2 separate regions of the Mus musculus genome follow, and region 1 is linked to region 2. A link is a contact called in ENCODE Hi-C data. All regions are on one chromosome and are shown on one strand. The core of a region is the stretch at or near the end of the contact, and the rest is flanking DNA. Distances in the headings are between cores, read along the strand shown.

Region 1 (5,541 bases), core at 2,024-4,523, 180 kb after region 2:
GAACTAGCCCAGGATGGCTCAGTGGAACTAGCCCAGGATGGCTCAGTAGAAGTTCCAAGGAATGGGAGACAAGAACCTTCTGCTGTCAGCTTGCCCAGAAGAGTAGTACACTGACCATCAGGGAATCTTGTGTGGTGCTGTGGGTGCCTACATCATTTGAGGGCCCCTCTTTCTTCAAGATCAATATAAAAAGTGTAAGCACCCATCTGCAAGGGAAGGGGACCCTCTTGCCTCTCTCCAGCCCTATACTGAACTAACTTACTACCATGGGTCATCTGCTCTTAGAACTCTCATGCTGTTTTAACCCAGACTTTATCAGGCACAGACCTAACCAAAAGTTGGTGGGGCCAGGGTCTCCTCAACATTTATACACACTGAGATTAAAATGGAGAACCAATGACTGGAAGTTGCACTTGACATTAGAACTCTTGAACTCTTCGGCTTCAAGGCCTACAGCTTCCTCTCCCCAGTCCAACACGTGGTAGGCTGAGGCAGGAGGATGTTGAGTCTAGTCCATCTTGGGCTAAATTCAGAAAAATATAAACAAATGAAGCATAGCCAAAAAGGTAGGGTTTCTCTGTTTAGGGTCTAAGGACATTTGAATGTGGGAATGTCTCAGGGACTTGAGCTGACTGCGGTGGTGAGGGAAGGAAGCAAAGATAAACATACATCAGGAAAAAAGGGTAGGATCAGGCAGCCTGGGTTTTCTGATGGAGAAGTTGCAGCATCCAAGAGGCTCTGCACATTTATTATATATAGTTGAAGATGGAGGTGGGGCTTTTACTTACAAATAGAATTGAATCACAGAGGCTGGGCTTATGGTAAACAGCTGAACCAAGGGGCCAGTCTTCATGCTACAAAACATCCAAGGGGAGAAAGCTGCAGTGGACATTTCTGCACTGCCAACATTCACACTTGGATCAGGATGGAAGGCTTTACCATTTCCCAAGGGGATGAAGCATTGTGATATTCAACATGGCTGTCTACATGTCAACACCACCTTCACTCAGGACTGTAGAGAGAATGTCTTGTGTATTGTATGGATGTGTCACCTGCCACTTAAAAAGCCTGTGACTAATGGCTTAGGCAGGAAATGGAAGATGGCATATCTGGGAGGCAGAAAGGATTCTGGGATAGAGCCAGATGTTAAAAGATTTGCTCCGCAAGAAATGAGTAGACAGGTGCATGATACCTGAGCATAGGTAATCAGCCACATGGCAGAATGTAGATTCAAATAAATGAGATAATTTAAGTTATGATCTGGTTAGAGAAGAGCCTCACTATGTGGCCAAGGTATTTGTATATATATTTTGAGTCTGAGTCTTATTTCTGGGAGCTTGAGGTTGCAAGGAAGATCTCGGATTAAACTTCTACACAGGAATTGACTCAGTTAAGGCTTCTTCCATACGTCAAATCATCCTCAGAAGGAGTTCCCAGAAATGCACAGACTGTTGTCAGTCACACAGGAAAACACTCTACTGGCTGAATACCTCCCGAGGTCCCAAGTAAATGAGCGCTTCCTCCCTTTGCCACCAAATCATTCAGGAAAACCCCTCACATCCTCTCTTATCCACTTCCCTACCCTCTCAGAACACAGATGCCTCAAGGACTCTGGTGGTATTTGCTATGCAGTCACTAGCTCTTTGTCTTTTGCTTACTAGCCTCATATGATGACAGTTTCGATAGCCTTGAGTTAACCTTTAAAAAAAAAAAACAGGGCTGGAGAGATAGCTCAACAGTTAAGAGCAGTGACTGTTCTTCCAGAGGTCCTGAGTTCAATTCCCAGAAACCACATGGTGGCTCACAACCATCTGTAATGGAGTCGGATGTCCTCTTCTGGTGTGTCTGAAGACAGCTACAGTGTGCTCATAAAATAAAATAAATCTTTTTAAGAAAAAAAATACTGCTAAAGTGTAGTACAATTTACACAATGGCTTTTGATGTCACGGCTATTGTCAAGGTCAGTGGCAGAGGGGGCCGTCATGTCCTCCTGTAGCAGTCACCACCATCTGCCTCCAGAATTCTCTGTTCTTCCCAATTTGATATTCTGTCTCCACCAGACAATTTCTCTTCATTCTTTTCCCACCGGTCCCAGCAGTTACTTTTCTACTGTTGGTCTCTTAAGCTTCACTTCTCTAGGTAGTTCGTGTACAGTGCTCATAGAGCATGGCAAGTCTCAATTAGAGTGGCTAGTATATTTGAATACTTGGTCTCCACTTGGTGGAACTGTTTGAGAAGGATTGGGAGGGCGTAGCTTTGTTGGAGGAGGTATGCCTTTGGGAGACAGGCTTTGAGGTTTCAAAAAACCCACACCATTCCCAGTGTCTTGTTCTCTCTGCCTCATGTTTATGTCTCAAGATGTCCTGCTGGCCACCATGGTCTCTGCCAAGGCGATGATGAACTCTCATCCCTCGGGAGCTGGAACACCCCAATAAACTCTGTCTTCTATAAGTTGCCTTGGTCGTGGAGTCTCATCAAAGCAACAGGAGAGCAACTAAGACACACAGCATCTGCTCTTTTCTGTCTGGCTTACTTCCCTTGGCATGGTCCATGCTGTAGGCTGTTTCAGAATGTACTTGCTTTTAAAGACTGAGTAATATTCCATCCTCTTTCCATAGCATATTTTGATCATATATCTAAGTGTCTTTGCCTTGTTTCCCTGTGGCTGTTGTGAACAAGGCTCCTGTGAACCAAGATACACACATTTGTCTTGAGAACTATGCTTCCAGTTCTTCGAAGTACATGCCTAGAAGCAGAATTGCTCAACCCCCAGCAACCCTATTTTTAATATTTTGAAGAATTACCATGCTGTCACCTGTAGCAACCATACCATATAACCTTCCTACTAACAGTTGCTAGTATTGCATTTTTTTTAAAAGCCAGAAAGGCCCATAAAAAACATTTGACTGAGAAAAGTGCCATCCATCTTAAAACAGATAAACAAACAAACAAACAAACAAAAACATCTATTTTTTTTCTCCAAAGCAGTAGTTTCTTTTTGTCTCCACAAACACTAGTGGGCTGGGTCTAGCTGGAGAATTCAATGTAATTCAATATAAAAAATTTAAAAACAAACCCAGAAAAGTTCTGTGGCTTCTGTGTACTCAGAGGGCATCTCCAGCAGTGAGATCAGAGTACAGGTGCTTTTCTGTTTTCCCAGTTCATTCTCCGTAGCAGCCAGGGTTACAAATCTCTGCCCTTGAACCACCCGCTTGCCCTGTGTTCGCTTTTAAAATAACTTGTCTTTTGGCTTCTGAAGCAAGAGGGCTGTTCTAGGGACCAAACTCCAGGAAGCAATCGACATGCCCCTGTATCAAGAGTGGTGTTGGGTGCTGGAGTGGTGACATGTGGCTTCCTGGTGTGATAGTGGGTGTGTGGGAGACAAACGCCATCTGGAGAAGGGGGGATGGGAGCCAGCACTGGCGAGCTGGTCACACTCTCTCCCTTCAGCACCTTCTTTCTCTCAGACATCTACAGCCACTCAGTCCCTGGGTTCTCAAAACTCTGATTCTGGGTGGGATAGATTTCTTCCAGCCTACCTTCAAATCATAGACTCAGCCTTCAGGGTGAGGACCCCCTCTTAGTCCTCTATTTAGCCCCAAACCTGAATCTCCTAAAGTGAACTCCACATTGGAGTCAGACAAGAGATTACCAAAAGGAGTTACTCTTAGTTTCCTGCAACTCCCTGGAGTTCTTTATTCTGCAGAAGCCCTCAGAAGCAGGGCTGGGCTTGTGTGTCTTCCTAAGAGAAGTAGACACAGATGGGCCCTCTCTACATCTCCACATCTCTTGGGTGAAATGGATGAACCCAGCATGTGCTAAGATGATTGAAGGAAAGGAGGACAGAGCAGACTCTTTTCCCCTCTAAGAGTGGACTTGTAGGTTTAATTGTAAAGAATAATTACTTCAAGACATTCTAATTTGTTGTGTACAATATAAATCAGCAGAACTCCATAGAATCATGTTTTTAATGAAGACCCCAAATAAAGTATTCTTTTACATTACAGCAGATGTTTCTTAATTCACTGGTGGCATACATTGGGGTATTAAGATTATTTCTTGGCATTTTATTATGAAGAACATACTTGCTTCATCAATTAAGTGGGCCATTAAAGACATAAACAAGCTTTTATGCACTGCTTTTCAACAGCTGCTGGTGGTCTACCAAGTGGTAATCCAGCTTTCAGCAAATATTCTTCAGCTCAAAGTCGCAAATGCATTTAATAGGGCAACTCTGGGTCAGTCCACAGCTTCCCAGATCCCAGCCTGCGGAAATTCTTCAACTGGGAAATGGACTGACAGGGTGTACTTGGGCAAGTTGCTTCCAGAATGTTCTGAAAGGAAAGCACGAGTGTGTGTGTGTGTGTGTGTTCAAAATAAAATGTTCATCAGTGAATAAGTGTAAGAGGAAGCACACATTGGAAAGAGAGAGTGAAGGTTCCACACTCTTGCAAATGCGATAACATGGGCCTTGAAAGAAATCAGCTGAGTCTGTGTTATGCCACAGAGGACATGGAGGACAATGTAGGTCACGGGCCCCTTCAGTCACTGGAGTCCGTTTGAGCGAGATCTGACCCCGCTGTGACAATGTTCCCAAGGTGTACAGGAGGGGCTTTGCATCCTCTAACTGGGATGGAAGCCAGATAAGATTTCCCCGTCCTCCACCTTGCACTTCCTAAAGATAACAACCGGGCTGAGAAGGATCGGGGAGCAGGCAGCCTAGGAAGTACAGAGGCCTTTATTATCCTTGGCTGGTCAGCTCCTTGCTTCCTGTGCCAGCAGTGGTCCAGAGGGTGCTAAGCTTCACCTTGCTAATGTACACAATGACATCCTCCTGGAGCTGCACTTTAAAAGGAAAAGAGCTAGGGAGCCAAGCCTGGGAGAAATTTGCAGCAAGCCTGGGTCACCCTCAAGCTGGGAGATGCTCAGGCACCAAATGAAAGGAAGAAAGAATTGATCTTCAAGTTGGGCCAATTCCAAATCTACTCTAAGATTTGTTATCAGTAGGAAGCTGGGTGCAGGGGAGGGAGGGAGGGAGGGAGGGAGGGAGAGAGAGAGAGAGAGAGAGAGAGAGAGAGAGAGAGAGAGAGAGAGAGAGAGAGAGAGAGAGAGAGAGAGAATGAATTGGAAGAATGCACCAGGTAACAGGGAGCCATTGTCACCATATATGACACACCAGATTTGTTGGTGGTCCTATCTCAAGCCTTAGAGAGGGTACCTGGGATGTGCAGTTGAAAGTATGGAATGGAGGAAGGCCTTCTGCCTTTTGTTCCTTTTCTTAAAATAGGGTTTAGTCATAAATTTTCTTTCCCTTTTTTCTTGTGACCGACGAGGGTTTATTTTTCTTTTTGTGTTCTGGTTCATTTTGTAGTTGGATATACTATTGTTCTGGGCTGGCAGAAAAAGGAGAGGGGAGGGAAGGCAGGAACCACATTGTGAGTGAACTTGGCCAAGAGAGTTAGGAGGTGACTTCCCCAGGAGACAGGGACTCTGCAGTGCATTCAGGCCATCAATCCTCCCCTGGTCACAGCTGCAGCACTC
Region 2 (6,010 bases), core at 3,394-5,893:
GAACCTCACAATCTAAATGTGGGGTGACTTGGGGGAGGGCCAAGGTGGGGGGACTGGCTTTCTTTCTTTCTTTTGTCCTTTCCTGTTGTTGTTGTTGTTGTTGTTGTTGTTTAGTGTTTCTTTTAAGGTAATCATACACAGACATGCTTGCAACTCGTCACTATACAGAGCGATTTTGTTTTGTTTTGTTTTTTACAATTAGTACAACGATTTAAAAATGGTTGAAAAGTTAAGACGAGGAGAGAGCTGATAAGACCAGAGCAGCGTCCAGATGGTTCTGTGGCCTGGAAGAGAACGGAAGCAGAGACAGTGAGCTTTAGAGTTGGGGAGACTGCTTAGATAGGGGATCCCCTATAAAGCCGGTGTTTAGCTGTGGGAGTATTAACTAAAAGCTGAGCTAAAGAGATCAGAAGTCAAGACCGGGCTTGGAAGGAAGTGGACATTACGCAGAGGCCTTCTGCGCCACAGGCCTCTTGTAAGGGCCAGACTTCCCCTAGCTCTGTACCACAGGCCTGAGGTGCTCCAGCCGAGAATGGAACCGTGTCTATGGGTCCACAAGAAGTGACAGAAGAGTGGATTTTTTGGGTCCTTTAGCAATAGTTTGCCAGCTACTTTGCTACCTTCCCAGGGGGCAAAGGGCTCCCGCCACTGGCTCTGTGTTTTTCTTATTCCTCCCGAAGGGTCTCCCACTATGCTTCCCAAATTCGGAGTCTCTTACCGCCTTGGCACCGGCTGGAAAGCTGTCTTGAGTAACTTTTTCTCCACTTCCAAGGCACTACAGCGATCTGTAGGAAACAGAGGGAAGAAAAAGGAGGCCTTTAAAACACAGGCTCCAGGCCTCCAGGGCAGCTGCACCCGCCTGCGAGCAAAGAGGAAAACACCGGCGTCCCACACACCCCCAAAGCCCCGTTCTTTCCCTTTAGTCTAGGCGAGAGCCCCACCAACACCCTCCCACTGTGCCCCTACATTTTTCTTGTCACCTGTTCCACTCTCCGGCTCGGCAGGCCGAGCATAGGCGGCTGCGGCCGCAGCGGGATGACCTGCGGCTCCGGGAAGTCCCAGCAGGTGCTGTGGGGCCGAGCCCAGCATGGACAGCGGGTGCGGCCGCGGACCGGCCGGCGGCCCTGGGAAAGGCCTGTTGGTCCAAGCGGGGAATTTGCCAAGCGGCGCCGACACGAGTCTGTGTGCCGCTGCAGCCGCTGCAGCGGCCGCGGGCGAGAGCTGCAGCGTCGGGGGCGCAACGGCTGCGCCGGGAGGCGAACCTCCGGCTCCGGGAGGCGAGCGGCGTGGGTTGTCCGGGCTGGTGGCCGTCTCGGCCAGTGACCAGATCTTGGGCTTCTGGAGGGCGGAGGAGGGCGCCGGGGCCGGAGCGCAGGGATCCAGGCTGGAGGGTGGAGAAGGTGGAGATGCAGGAGCCCTGGCCACGGGCGGTGGCGGTGGGGCCAGGCTCAGGACCGACAGTGGTCGGTCCTCCAAGCCTTCGGAGCTGTCGTCCGAGTCGCTAGTTTTGCAGTCCGAAATGGGTCCCAGGCCGAAGTCGCCGTTCCTGTGCGCCGCCCCAGCCAGGGTCAGCTCCGACCCGGCTGCCGCGCTGTCTAAGTTTTCCAAATCGATCTCCTCATCCTCGTCGTCGTCGGCCAGCCCCTCGCCCCCCGTGTCCTCCTCCTCTCCTGCGAGCTCCTCCTCCTCCATCTCCAGCTCGCGTTTGCTCTCTTCCTCGTCTTCCTCTTCGTCCTCCTCCTCCCGCTCGCTCCCATAAGCATTGCCCTCCTCGTCCGTGCGACTACGGGGAGCCCACGTCATCTTGTTCTCCTTCTTGAGGCGCCGGCGCGCGTTGGCGAACCAGGTGGACACCTGGGTGAGGGTCATCTTGGTGATGATGGCCAACATGATCTTCTCGCCCTTGGTGGGGTACGGGTTCTTGCGGTGCTCGTTGAGCCAGGCCTTGAGCGTGCTCGTGCTTTCCCGGGTGGCGTTCTTGGGACGGGACGGGTCCCCGAACTGGTACTGGCCATAGGGGTAGAAGGCGGGGTGCGGGTGCGGGAACGCGGCGGCCGTGGCCGGATGCTGGACGCCAGGGCTGTCCTTCAGCTCATACTGAGCGCCCTGTACGCACATGGAAAAGGAAGGGGACACGCGCGCAGGGAGCGCGAGTGAGCTCCTGCCGTCCCCACCTTTATCCTCCCGCCGGGACCCCAGCTTTCTTCTGCACGCTCACCTTGCCCCACACCCCAACTCCAACCCCTCTCTCCCGGGTTTCTCTGGCTCTTACCAGCTGTGGGAAGATGGGCAGCTCCGTGGCGTAGGGCAGGAAGGCGCCGTAACCCTGAGCGGCGGCGGCGGCAGCTGCGGCAGCGGCGTAGGGTGCCCCGTACACTGATGAAAGCACATTGGATAGGGACCCAGAGGCGGCCAACTCGGAGGCTCCGGCGCCGGGACCGCTCCGGCCCCCAGCGCTACTGCCGCCTCCACCGCCGCCCGCAGCTCCCGGGCGTTCGGGTGGGTAGAGAGGGCGGATGTACTGGTATCCGAGCTGGGGGAAGGACATGGTGGCCCGCGGCGCACCTACGGACTGGGGGCCCGGACCCCCGAGCCGCCGTGCTCAGCTCCGGACCCCGGCTCCGGAGCGCATCGGGGGCTGGGCCGAGCCCGGGCCGCGCTGCGTCGCGCTCCGCGTTCGCCTATTGATCTGCTCCGCGGCGGGCGGCGGCGGCGGCAGCGGCGGCAGCGAGGAGTCAGGTCAGGTCCGAACAGATTGGCCGAGATTCCCTGGGCTCCGGGCTCTGATTGACATTTCTACGGGGCCTCAAGCCCCTCCTCTCTGCGCAGCACTCCCTCCTCTAGGCCGGGCGAGCCGCTCTGCGCTAGGCGCTCAGTTCTGCCCTCCTCTCCGGGAGCTGTGTCGCGCCTCGCTTCCTTCGCCCTCCTCTAGTTTACACTCTCCTCCTGTCCTGTCCTCTCCCCTCCCCTCGCTGCGTCCCCCCTCACCCCACCCCTGGCCGCTTCCGCTCCCGAGGCTCCTTCGCAGTCCTGGACGCTGGGAAACTGCGGTTCTTTTTGCTCTTTCTGTTTCTCACGGTTGCTTTTGCTCACCTTTCTGCTCTCTTCACTTTTCCTAGTCTGACTCCTCTCTTTTAAATCTCTTTACTCTCTCGTTCTCTCTTCCCCTCTTCCCCGGTCTCCGCACCCTGAGCTAAGGCGGCTTAAAGTTGAAGACACTTAGAACGCTGTGCGGGGGGTGTGTGTCCGCGTCAGTGTCTGTGTGTCCGTCCCCGCCCTTCCACCCCCTCCTTCACCCTTCCCCAAATCTCGAGTCTGACGTCGCGCCCTCTTATTCGACTTTTCCCTGCGTCTCCTCCTGGAGTCGCCAATCACCCGGGAGCCTTCTGGGCGAGGCGGCCCTCCCCCGCGAGTACAGAGCGCCGGGCGGGGCGGGGCGGGACTGGACTCAGTCTCTTCCCGCCCCCTCCTGCCCGCACTCGGAGGGGAGAGCCGAGACCACGAGTGGCGGCTTAGTACAGGGTCACCTAGCCCCTCAGGTCTTCCAACTCCTCAATTCTCAGCCCCCTTCGAAGCTGTAGTTCCGGGTTGGGACAGGACCCTGGACCAAGGCAGGCTTCCGGGGCTTCCCGCCCTCCCCCCCCCCCCCCCGTGGCTCCCTTTGCACTTTTCAGCTCTGGTCCCTAGGTCGTTCTCCAAAGCCTAAGCCTGCAGCTAAAAGAGTGAACGTGCTGCCTGGGAGTTGGGAGTGCTGCCTCTCCGAGCTTTAAAAGACCTATTCTGTGCTGGGTGGGGGGAGGGCGGGGGAACCCCGCAGTTTGCTACATTTACACCTCCAGGGTACCTTGTTGAGAATCCTCACAAGAAATAGTGAGTTTGGCGCCTAGGTGGTCTGGTGGAACAAGCAAGGAGTTGGTGGAGCTCCTGGCTATGGAGTGGGGGAGGAGCAGAGAAACTTAGAGCCTAGGCTCTGGGAACTTTCCGAAAGCTCTTCCGAGAAGTTTCTATGTTGGTGTGATTTTTTTTTTTTTAATTGCGACCATTCATTTCACTATCCCCCTCCCCTTTCCGCTCTCTGGTCCCCAGACCCAGCGTTTTTCTTTTGGCGAGAATTCCCCCAGAGCCGTAGAGAGTGTGCATTGTGGGGGCGGGGAGCAAGACTTTGGTTTTATGGTAGGATATTTCCTAAATCTAACTTGAAATGTGAGTGTCCAAGTGCCCACCGTCACGGATTAGTGTGTGCAGTGGAAAGTCATACTGAAATTCCCGGGATAGCTGGAGCTCCCAGATAAGGCTGTAGCGGCGACCCACGCGCGGGCCAGGCCTGCTGTGGGCCTGCGGACTGAACAACTCCCCGGCTGCGATTCTTCAGTAGAGTGAAGAGCCCTAGCTTAGAGGCAGAAAAACCACCCCAAGGGCCTCCGACTGAACTAAGAATCAAACCGGAACTCGCCAGCTTGGAGGAATCTAAGGGTCCCGGGCTGGCCGGGCTCTAGTGTGAATACAGTTAGGGAATGGATTTCTTTCTCCCTGGCCCTGGCCTCCAGTTTTGACCCCCATGTCCCACCTCTGGCTGCATTCCACTGACCTTAGGCTCCAGGAGGTACTAACTCAGAAAATTAGTGGGAGAAACACAAACAGAAGTTTGGGGAGCTACCAAGTCTAGGGTTCGATGTCAGCATGTGGGGTCTTCCTAAATTGAATCTGTGCAGCTTCTCTGTGGTCTCCTGGTCTCCTTGCCTGGTGCTGGAGGTTGGCTTTAAGGTGAGCCTGGACAGAGGAGGCATAGTAGGATCAGCTCAGGCCTTCGAATGGCTTCCCCGCAGCCTGATTCCGTTTCTGGTTAAACCTGTCACAGGAAGCCAGGGCTCACCTGCTCAAGCAAAGGTCTTAGGGTTGTAGAATAGAGGTGACATTATTTTCCAGGATCTTTCCTGTGTATAGGATGGTGAGTCTTTTAAGACAGCCGGGACGACCTACCTACACAGAACTGGACCAGACCAATGGGCGACAGAGCCAGATTGCAAGGTGGGCGAAGGGGTTTCGCTGTACATGTCTGGGCAAAACCACGAGTATTTCATTCCTTTTTGTTTGTTTGTTTGTTTTGTTTTGTTTTTCAGAAGGGAAAGAAAAACAAAACGCAACACCACACAACAACACCACACAAGAGCCTCTGAGATGCTCCTTCCTTCCTTACTGCATTAACCAGCTATCGACCTGGTTGTGTCCGATTGCGATGATGGGCTGAGAGAAAGAACACCGGAAGAGCCAGGCTGTTCTCAGGAAGGACTCACGCCGGCCACGGGGCCGCCCCTGGCCCAGAGGGTGAACCTCTAGACCCAGGCATGAACCTAAGAACCTCGCTTAATTAGATTCCTCCAGGCATCCCAGGCCTGGAGTAGAAACAGCTACCAGTTACCCCGTGACCAACTGGGAAGAGCTTTGGTCTGGCCCTGAAATCAGCAACCCACGCCGGGACCCAGTATCCCAAGCGACTGGAGTCACTGCATGGCTCTGATTCCTCAACAAGACCAGGCCAGTGGAACTCAGCTCTTAGACTAAACTCGCGAGTCCGCGGAGAGCTGAAGCTTTTCATGGGATTTTTAATCCAGGAGATTAGGTCAGACAGACAGATTCGCACAGAGAGTGAGGAGAAGCAGGTGCATCGGGAGTTGATTGGGGAAAGACCTGAGCGCAACAGCAGGAGACCAGCAGGAGCTTCTCCCTCACCCCCTCTTTCTCCCAACAGGCACAGTGCACAAAGCGCTCGCCGCGGACGCTCTGTGGTCTGGGATCAGGGCGCCAGGAGCATACAGAAAAGGTGTACGCCGAGGACACGTGGCGCACGAAGCTGTGCGCGCTGGAGGACAACTACAAGGGGTGCCCTATGTGTAGCCAGAGGCCCACCAGCTTCGGGGTCGGACACTCCGAACCACCAGCCCCCATCTCTTCCCTCCCCTGGTCCAGCTCCCCGATGTGCCCGTGCCCCCCGTCGTTGGGAGCTTCTGCA

Evidence for each region. Hi-C counts contacts between places; a loop is a spot of excess contacts on that map.
Region 1: a map of heart shows a loop between it and region 2 (3-fold over the local background). The contact joins the enhancer-like site here to the promoter of Irx3os in region 2. A Hi-C loop is called at or near these places in 1 of 37 maps with a recorded cell type or tissue (heart).

The regions. Positions count from the first base shown.
Region 1 is chr8:91,984,743-91,990,283 of GRCm38, forward strand. Gm36670 (a long non-coding RNA gene) reads right to left here. Exons shown (of 3, transcript XR_879094.1): 3 at 4,035-4,334. Among named protein-coding and RNA genes, the nearest start is that of Gm36670, 4.3 kb to the right of the region's middle. Within about 2 kb of position 3,274, at least 1 of the 3 ENCODE cell types and tissues checked has a DNase peak (open chromatin) inside an H3K27ac peak, as active enhancers do; it is heart, where a contact is called at or near this core.
Region 2 is chr8:91,798,693-91,804,702 of GRCm38, forward strand. Irx3os (a long non-coding RNA gene) reads left to right here and starts at 4,644. Exons shown (of 4, transcript XR_003947581.1): 1 at 4,644-5,028; 2 at 5,121-6,010. Irx3 (Iroquois related homeobox 3) reads right to left here and starts at 2,962. Exons shown (of 4, transcript NM_008393.3): 1 at 2,273-2,962; 2 at 981-2,106; 3 at 719-785; 4 at 1-284. The coding sequence starts at 2,548. The coding sequence ends at 230.